Linked DNA regions of Homo sapiens: region 2 is linked to region 1. A link is a loop called in an ENCODE intact Hi-C map of the cell type or tissue named here. Cell type or tissue: Caco-2. All regions are shown on one strand.

Region 1 (5,000 bases):
AACTCACAGAAAGTAGAATGCTGCTTCCCAGGGGCTGGGAGAAGGGAATGGGGAGGAATTGTATTATGGTTACCGAGTTTTGGTTTGGGATGATGAAAAAGTTCTGGAGATGGATGGTGGAGATGGTTGCACGGCAGTGTGGTTAAAATGGTTTACCTCGTTGTGTATATTTCACCACGATTTTTTAAAAAGCCACTGAGTTGGCCACGTGCAGTGGCTCACGCCTGCAATCCCAGCACTTTGGGAGGCCGAGGCGGGTGGATCACGAGGTCAGGAGTTCGAGACCAGCCTGGCAAACATGGTGAAACCCCGTCTCTACTGAAAATTCAAAAATTAGCTGGGCGTGGTGGTGGGCACCTGTCATCCCAGCTATTCAGAAGTCTGAGGTAGGCGAATCATTTGAACCCGGGAGGCGGAGGCTGCAGTGAGGGAAGATCACGCAATTGCACTCCAGCCTAGGCAACAGTGCAAGACTACATCTCAAAAACAACAACAACAACAACAACAAAAAGCCACTGAGTTAGAAAGCAGTGAACAGTGGGAAAACTCTCACAAAATTATGGCTTTCTGTACTATGTGATATTAGTAAAACTGGCACAATTGGAACCAAACATTTACAGTAGTATTCTGTGGCATTAGAATTCTAACAGTGCAAACACATCTTTGTACTTTATTTTTTTCTATCTATAAAACAGGAATAAGGCTACTTACTACAAAATGAAAGAAGATTGCAAGTCCCAAAAACCGTTTTATTAGAAAAGTTGAGAATACCAATGAAAACCTAGTTAAGAACAGAAATGATTAGATCCCTGAATAGAGAAGGGGTATTTTAGATTAAATCTTCCCAGAGTATTTGGGATCAGTAATGTGTTGCCTCTATTAAACACGACGAAAAAACAGCAACACTGATTACAAGCAGAATGGAAAAAATACATAATAATGCATGGCTTTTTTGATCAATAATTGTTTCTTCATATTGTCAATGTATGCTTACAAAGAAGTTTCTCTATTCAAATGCTTCCATTCACTGACAGAACACTGCTTATGATGAAATCTTACAGAAAACATGCATGCCTTTTATGGCTGGATATGCCTCCTTGCCTCACAGGGCCCAACTGAGACAATATTCTAATTGCGTATTCTCGATGTGTACTTACAAAGGTGTTTCTCTGTCAAATCCTTCCATTCTCTGACAGAAAACAGTTTATGATACATCTTAAAGAAAGCATGCTCATATTTGCATTCTATTGCTGGATTTTTCTGCTTGGCCTCATGGGGCCCAATGGAGAAAGAATCATGTTCTAATAACGTATTCTCGATGTGTGCTTACCAAGGTGTTTCTCTGTCAAACTCTTCCGTTCACGGAAAGAAAACAGCTTCACGTGAATCTTTAAAAAAGCGAGCTTACGTTTGCCTTTTACAGCTACGTATATAAACTTGCATAGTACGAAGAAATAAAAAAAAATGTTCTAGTCTTAAAAATTGTTTCTTTTTAAAAACTGTATTTCCGAAGGTATACAGATCAATATCAGAGTGTTAGCCCCTGATTTTCAGGTTGAGATCCTGGGATTTCAGCTCCCAAGATGGCAGGAGAGGCCTTGTTCTCTAACGCTAATCTCAGCTCATTTCCAAGTGCCAAGCCTTGAAACTCAGATCTGTAAACCTCTGCTTATAACGTAACAACACAGGTCCACATTAATAACCATGATGAAGCAGGCCCAATGTTTTTAACCCCCAATGTGAACAAAAGTATTTACTTATAATCTAGTTTTCTGTGCATTCTCTAATACTGAAGTCGTTTCTCTTTAAGATAAACATTTTAGGACAGTTAATATTTCTGTAACTGCAGCCAGCCAGGAAATACATTGAGTTACACGAAGTTTTTTATTAAAGGTGGTATGGCTAATGCCACCTAAAAATGGCTCCCTTCCCCCAGTTCTTCCCAGTGGAACTTAGTCCTAAAGCTGACACCCATTTTCATGTTTAAATAAGAGCTTCACAGGGCTCTCAACCTCCACATCCAGAGCCAGGGCGTGCGGGTACAAAGCTTTCTTTCCATTTGGAAAAGTTCATTAAATGAAATGGTAACGAACTCCGCTTCCAAGCAGAATGAGCAACTACGCTAACATTTCTGTTAACTGCAAGCAGGTGCCAGCCTCCCTAATGACAGGAAGTTCCCTGAGGGCGAATATCCTGCACTTATCTGTGCCCTGGATGCTGGATCCTTCATTTGGAGTTGAACAAACATCAGTTGAATTAATACATTCCATAAACTCAATCCAGTCTCACTCATCTGTCTTCACTCTGCCAAACCTCTTTGAGTAATTTCCTCAACGTTAGAAATATAGTGAAGAAAAGTCTAGAATAAACAAGTTGCTTCCCTATCACGGAGGCACATTTCCTTCGGAGATTCTGAAATAACACTACTGGCTTATAAATATGACAAGCCTTCACTGGGGAAAAAAAAGAGATCCATCAGACTTGCCGAGAGAGGGGACCTTGCCAAATTGCTCACTTTCTGGTCCTGTTTATAGAGTGAGTGATAGCAGTCTTCATTTGCGACATATTTTCCGGAGTCCGGAAGCAGCTACTGGCCATTCAGAAGGCAAGAAGACCTCACCAACTGCACCCTCGGTCACAAGAAAGAATTATTTACTTGGGAATTCCTGTTCAGCAAAAGAAAAACAGAACTATTTAAGAAGAGATTAGAACAAGGAAGAATGGGGCAGAAGAGAAGTATGCATACCATTCCTGGCAAATCATTGTTGGGAACAAACAATGACGATCAAATTTTAATCTAAAGAATGCCGCAAGTTAGCTCACCTGTGGTTTATCACTACCCCAAGTACTGATTACTCAATCAGGGTCTCCAAAAAGTATAGCATGTTTTCGTTCAAACGCAAGCTAAAAATGACAGCCTTGTTCACACATTGTAAGACTTTACCTAAATTATAACGAAGAGAAAAAAAAGCTACACTCCTTTTCTATTAATATATACAAGCCTCTCAGGAAAATTCCCGGTGACAAACACCTAGAAAAAACCCATTCGTTGTATGAAGCACTCGGCTCAAGTCCATAAATTGATTTTCTAAGATGTTATCTTAATTTGCTTCTGAAATAATTACCAATTTGACATACCAATTGTGAAAATTAATTTTTTTAAATGTAAGCTTCTCCAAAGAAGGGTCGGCCAGCTAAGCATCATTTGGAAACACCCATACCAATTAGTAGAATTCCTTGAACAGAGGAAGGCACTAAGTCAATGAATGAAAACAAACTAAACTCTTTTGGAAACAGCAATGCTGAAGAAACCGTATATTCAATCTTCAGAAGCCAGTTACCCGGTTGCTGTAAAGCAGTGCATATCTAAACCCTCTATTGCAAAGTAACCAAAATCTCACAATTAGAATAAACAGAGGAAACCAGTGAGAGGGTCATCTCAAAACCGTTCCTACCTCTCTACCTGGCTGGTAACTGCCCTAAAATTGCAACCCTGGGCTTTATCAAGCAAAGAAATGGAAATTCTACTTAAGCAAATCCAGAAATTTCTGTTAGTTGCATTACCCAAGTAAAAGCACACAAGGGCAACAGAATTTCAAAACCAAGTTTGTTACTCAATACCCCATATTAGGAGATAAGAGGAGGATAAAACTGTTCTGTCATTCACTAGTTCCTTCCAAAAAAGATTTGGAGTGTGTTAAAAGTCATACATGTCTCATGCCTGTAATCCCAGCATTTGGGAGGCTGAGGACAGATCACTTGAGGTCAGGAGTTCGAGACCAGCCTGGCCAATACGGTGAAACCCCATCTCTACTAAAAATACAAAAATTAGCCAAGCATGATGGCAGGCACCTGCAGTCCCAGATACTTGGGAGGCTGAGGCAGAAGAATTGCTTGAACCCAGGAAGCAGAAGTTGCAGTGAGCTGAGATCATGCCATTACACTCCAGCATGTGTTACAGCAAGACTTCATTTCAAAAAAAAAAAAAAAGTCATACATTCAACTAGGTAAATAAAATAACATTAGAAAGCCAGGCTGGGTGCGGTGGCTCAAGCCTGTAATCCCAGCACTTTGGGAGGCCCAGGTGGGTGGATCATGAGGTCAGGAGATCAAGACCATCCTGGCTAATATGGTGAAACCCTGTCTCTACTAAAAATCCAAAAAAATTAGCTGGGCATGGTGGTGGGTGCCTGTAGCCCCAGCTACTTGGGAGGCTGAGACAGGAGAATGGCGTGAACCCAGGAGGTGGAGCTTGCAGTGAGCCGAGATCATGCCACTGCACTCCAGCCTGCACGACAGAGCAAGACTCCGTGCCAAAAAAAAAAGTAAGTAAGTCAAGGCCACCCTACAAAAGAAACAGCAAGTGGTACACACAAGGGCTAATATAATTTCCAGATCTCTGTATTAAGTGTGGTTTTGAGTTTCCTGGGGGCCAGGACCAAAAATAAAAAGGTACATACTATACATTCTTAGAAAAAAAAATAAGTATCCATCTTCTCAAGGAAAAGAAAAAATATCATGGTATGATTGTCTAAAAGAAGTTTTCCACATGGAATGTTACACAAGGAACAGCGCACTACAGCATGGACAAAAGCCTTTATTCATTCATGCCAAATAAAAGCATACTGAACACATAGCTGTGTTTTATTAAAAAAAAAAAACTGTTAAAGGCCAAAGACATAGGATTATGCCTAGCCTTTAATTCACTGCTCTTTAAATCATTTTAATTCACTGAAAGAAAATGCTAGCAGGATCCTCACACTTGGCCTCCCAGGATCCTAACTTCATACCAAGATGGAACGTAATGTATTCTGCAGAACGTTCTTCCCAGAGATCATTTCCTTCTGTTGGCTTATTGAGAGCACAGTGATTAAAACCTCCAGAACTCTTACTCTGTTGCTTTGGTAAGTTCAATAAGCAATCTCACCTGGCTGAATGCACCTGAAGTTACAGCAAATCAGAGCAAGAACTAAAGCAAGTCTCTGCTGCTGGAAACAGCA
Region 2 (5,000 bases), 160 kb after region 1:
CAAAGTCTCTAAAACAGCATGTACCTCCAGAATATATTATGGTAGCCAGCCTTAAACTGGACAAGCTGAAAGGGAACTGAGAGATCTCCAGTTTGTTCTCTAGTTTTCAAGACACAAGTCCATAGACAGGAAGTCATTAGGTCAAAGTCACAAGTCAGGAGACAGGCAGAGCTGAAGAAAAACACAGGTAGAATCCAAAATTCATATTCTACTGGGTTGCTTATGAAAGTTAAAAGACACAATATGTTAACATCAACTTGTCAGCCTATTTATAGCAGACCTCTGGTGATTTGAGTAGTTCGCCTCAATCTAAGGGACAAGCCAAACTGTTTGGGATGGCTTTCTTATAGACTCATAATTAAGACTCTATCCTTAGTGTACTCTTCAGCCTATTGCACTAAAGTGAATACTACTTTATGTAAGAACAGTAAGTCCATTACCAAAAAATAAAAACAAGAAAAACACATTATCACTCAATCTCCTTCATTGGTCCTATAAATCAATGCTATTTTCTGAGTCCAAGATCCATGAAAAACCTTCACTAAGTATAAACATCATAAATCATTAACTGATCATTTCCAAAAAGTGACTTTAACTCTGGCCAGGGGTAAATATTCCTGGGATTTATGTCCAATCACAAGCAAGCAGTATTATTTCAGCACATTCGACAGTAGAATTTTGAAAGGGTCATCTAAAAATAGATTCTCAATGACTGCAATGTGAAATCATGCAAACAGAACAGCAGTTGAATGTTGTGGTTTAGAGCTGCAGAGAGACCCACTGAAGCCTTGATAATGTTGTCCCCCAGCACTCAGATAGGAAGCCGACACCAGGCGGCCTTGTTGGCAGTCTGGGGAAAGGCCACACAGCAGACCTCACTGCCTGAGGAAGGCGGGGAGTATGAAGGCTTGAGAGCCCAGAGACAGACAAGGAAAAGGGAAGGAGAAATGAAGGAAGCAAAAACAAGGGAGCTAAGAGGATTTCTCGGAGCACCACCAAGCCAGAGATCTTGTCAGCGCTCTGAGAAAAAGCAGAGAGATTCCATTCATCTCTGCCTTACAGTGGGCTCTTTTGTTAGGCTTGTAGGGCTTCTCTTTTATTCATATATTACAGAGGGGGAGTTGGGATGATATGGGGAGAAAAAGGAGGTGAGAGAGAAAGAGAGGAGTGGAGAGGGGAGAAGAAGGGAAAAAAGCATTTCCTCTCCATAGAAAAAACATTTTAGGCCAGGTGCAGTGACTCATGGGAGCACTTCAGAACGTCGAGGTGGGCGGATTGCCTGAGCTCAGGAGTTGGGGACCAGCCTGGGCAACACAGTGAGACCCCGTCTCTACTAAAAATACAAAAAATGAGCCGGGCGTGGTGACAGGCACCTGTAACCCTGGCTACTTGGGAGGCTGAGGCAGAAGAATTGCTTGAACCTGGGAGAAGGAGGTTGCAGTGAGCTGGGATCATGCCACCACACTCCAGCCTGGGTGACAGAGAGAGACTCGGCCTCCAAAACAAACAAACAAACAAACAAACAAAAAAGCAAGCATTTTATTTTCACAGGGAAATGACCTAAGAAAAACTTACCTTCCCCAATCGAGAGGTTTCCCTGAAAACGTTTCCCAGGCTTCCCTGGCCCATGCAGTGCTGTGCGTGCACGCTTTCTCTCTCTCTCTCTCTCTCTCTCTCTCTCTCTCCTTCGTTGGCTAAACTTGTACCAGCCACAAGCACTGTGCCTCAGTTCATTTATTTTTTTTTCCATCTGCAAATGCAGTTCATCCCCCTGACTGGTGACGATGTTATACAATGTGCTGAAAATCTTGGAACAACATGTATTCATGGATAAAAACTCGGTCTCTAGGCGTTTCATTCCCCCGACACAGCAGCCGCTAATGCCACCACTCTAGAGTGTTTCCCATGTGCCAGCACTGTGAGGACCAATTTACACACACGGTCTCATTGGAATTTACTATATTTACACGTACAAATGTACAGCAGCCAGGGAGGAAGATTTCCCCATTCTGCAGCAAAGGAAGCTTAAATTCCAAAAAGCTAAGTGACTTGCCCAACATCCCAAAGGTAATAAATGACTGGATTGGAATCCAAATCCGCATGTGACACCAGGGTGCAGGTTATCTTAGTCTTAAATGAGATAAGATGAAGCTCTCAGAATAGCAAATCTGTTACGAGTGGGAGTTAGGGAAAAGATAAGGCGTAGTTCAGAGAAAACGAGGCACTATCTAGGTCACCACTGAGCTCACCCACTTATCTAGAGAATCAGTTATTGACTAGAAAGTGGTGTAACTGATAGTTGTCTTGAGTTGCAGGCCAGGCTTCCTCCTGACCACAGTCTAGGCCCTGAACCTCCTTAGGGCTCTTTAAATCTTAGCTCTAAAATGAGATGGTCTCTCAGGACCCTTTCAACTCCAAAAGATTCCCTTAGGATTCCCAGCAGTAACCTATTTCTGGGTATCCTGAAGCGTGTCACACGCCACCTAAAAAAGGAGGTTAGAGGAGTGAATGCAAAATGAGGTCAACAGCACCTGCGGGACTACCTGTAGGCCTCGGGAAGGTAAGGAATCCAGACATTACCCCTGACACATGGATTGGGCCCTGGCCTCAGGAAGGTAAGGAATTCGGACATTACCCCAACACATGGATCGGGCCCATTGGGTTAGTGTGCTAAGTTTCCATTGATTATATTGTAACACTAGTTGCCGTCTGTTCTGGACATTGTTGCTGTGTAACAAGCAACCCCCAAACCAGCAGTTTAAGGCAATGAATTTATTTTGCTCACAACTTTGTGGGTCAGGAATTTGGAAAGGACTCAGCTGGGCTGTCTGACTCTCATGCATGTGCATCAGCTGGGGTGACTTGGGTTGAAGGGGACCCTTTCACCATGGCTTCCTCCTCCACATACCTGGAGCCTTATGGTTTACACTTTTCCCAGCTTGGTGGTCTCAGGATATTCATACTTCTAACATGGCAAGTGGCTTCTAAAAGGTGAAGGTAAAAGCTGCCGGTCCTCTAAAGGGTAGGTCCAGAAGTAGAACAACGTTCATCATACACATCCCATTACGTAAAGTGATCACAGGGTGGCCCAGATTCAAAAGGAGGAGAAGCAGCCTCCATCGCTCCATGACGGGAGTGCTAATCTGCCACGGTGTCCCACCTTGGGATCTGACCAGGAAGGCCCCAGCCAACTGCTGGATTTGGAGAAATTGGAATGATCCAGAAATGGGAAATTGGACTGATACATAGAACTATACCCACTCAATGAGTAGGGCAGGCGCTGGGGACAGACTCCACAGTTGTAGGTGGAGGACAAGGTATTTTTACCTGCCAGGCATCCATGATCCATCCAGCTTTCTTCTGATAACAGCACGTTGGGGAAACTTACTGCCTCAGCTCTCCATCCATGGGATTTGGGTAGAGGACCAATTTTACTCCTGGAATGTGTGACTTGGGCCTGACCAATTATCATCAGTGCCTGGCATATAGTAAGTGTTCATGATGAATGAATGAATGAATGAATGAGCGAATAAAGGGAAAATATTTCATTTCCCAGACCACAAGAATTGTTTTAGGGATAGATACATAATTCAAGTTCTACAACTTGTGCTAGAAAGAGGTATTCTCTTTATGCTGAACTTGGAGTTGTGGGCATGTATTCCTAAAGCCAATGAGAGACACCGTGAAGTGAATCCCTGCAGGAGACTGGAGCTGGCCCAGGGGAAAGAAAAGCCGAGACACAGAAGGAGCAAGACAGAGTCCTGATGGCACTGTTTGACATCCAACTATCTCTAGTTGGTCTATCCCCTGGATTGTTTGCTTGAATGGCTGAAATTTATGCACTGACAACATCAAATTGCGGAGAAGATATAGAGCAACAGGAATGCTCATTCACTGCCTGTGGGAATGCAAAATGATACAGCTACTTTGAAAGACAGTGTGGCAATTTCTTACAAAGCTAAACATAGGCTTACCATATGATCCAGAAATCATGGTCCTTGACATTTACCCAAATGAATTCACACAAAAACCTACACGTGAATGTTTATAGAAGCGATATTCATATTCGCCAAAACTTGGAACCAACCAAGATGTCCTTCAATAGGTGAATGAATAAACACACATGTGGAACATCCAGACAATGGCCCATTATTCAGGTATAAATAGAAATGAGCTATCAAGGCACAAAAAGACATGGAGGAACACTAAATGCATATTGCTAAGTGAAAAGCCAGTCTGAAAAGGATACATACTGTATGATTCCAACTTTATGACATGTTGGAAAACGCAAAACTATACAGACAATAAAATGATCAGTGGTGGCCATTGGGGTACGGGGGAAGGAGACATAGGTGGAGAACAGAGATTTTAGGGCAGTGAAACTATCCTATATGATACTGTCATGGTGGAAAAGTGACTTTCTGAATTTTTTAAAACCCATATAACTATACAACACAAAGAGCTAACCCTAATGCGTATATGGGCTTTAGTTAATAATAATGAACTAATATTGTTTCCTCAATTGTAATCAATGTACCACATCAATGCAAGATGTTAAAAATAGGGAAAACTGTGTGCACAGGGAGGGGACAGTAAGAGGGGATTATGGAGGCACTCTGTACCTTCCTTCAATTTTCCTATAAACCCAAAACTGCTCTAAAAAACAAAGTCTATTTTTAAAATGAGCTAGACAGAGTCCTGATGATATCATTTGTTATGCAGCTGTGCCTAAAAATAGTCTAGCCCCTGGACTATTCAGCTGCAAGTCAATACATCCTCTTTTTAGCTTAAGCAAGTGTGGGTTCATTTTCTGTCACTTGTGATCAAAAATGTTCTGTTAAGTGTTAAAAGTAAATCCAGTTTGGCGGCCAGGAAACGATGTGTGAAAACTACAACAGGACCTGATTGGGCCCTGAGAACAGTCAACAGGTGACATTAGGATTTTCCAACAAGCAGACAGCACTGGGATGGGGCTCCCCATGGCTTTGGGAGTCAGAGGA

What was found. Peaks named below come from ENCODE experiments on the same cell type or tissue, not always from the same donor. Only the 100,000 strongest peaks of a DNase experiment are listed, where the experiment ranks them.
Region 2: a loop joins it to region 1, with 8 times the contacts of the local background. A loop is called at or near these places in 2 of 110 quality-filtered maps.

Annotation. Positions count from the first base shown.
Region 1 is chr10:14,576,045-14,581,044 of GRCh38, forward strand. All of the region lies in intron 2 of FAM107B (family with sequence similarity 107 member B), which reads right to left. Among named protein-coding and RNA genes, the nearest start is that of MIR1265, 140 kb to the left of the region's middle. In Caco-2, no CTCF peak of the experiment used is centred here; DNase peaks (open chromatin) are centred at 2,173 and 2,587; H3K4me3 peaks cover 1,565 bases.
Region 2 is chr10:14,736,116-14,741,115 of GRCh38, forward strand. The region is part of intron 1 of FAM107B (family with sequence similarity 107 member B); the gene reads right to left. Among named protein-coding and RNA genes, the nearest start is that of FAM107B, 36 kb to the right of the region's middle. RefSeq lists an enhancer at 1,697-2,218. In Caco-2, no CTCF peak of the experiment used is centred here; a DNase peak (open chromatin) is centred at 2,096.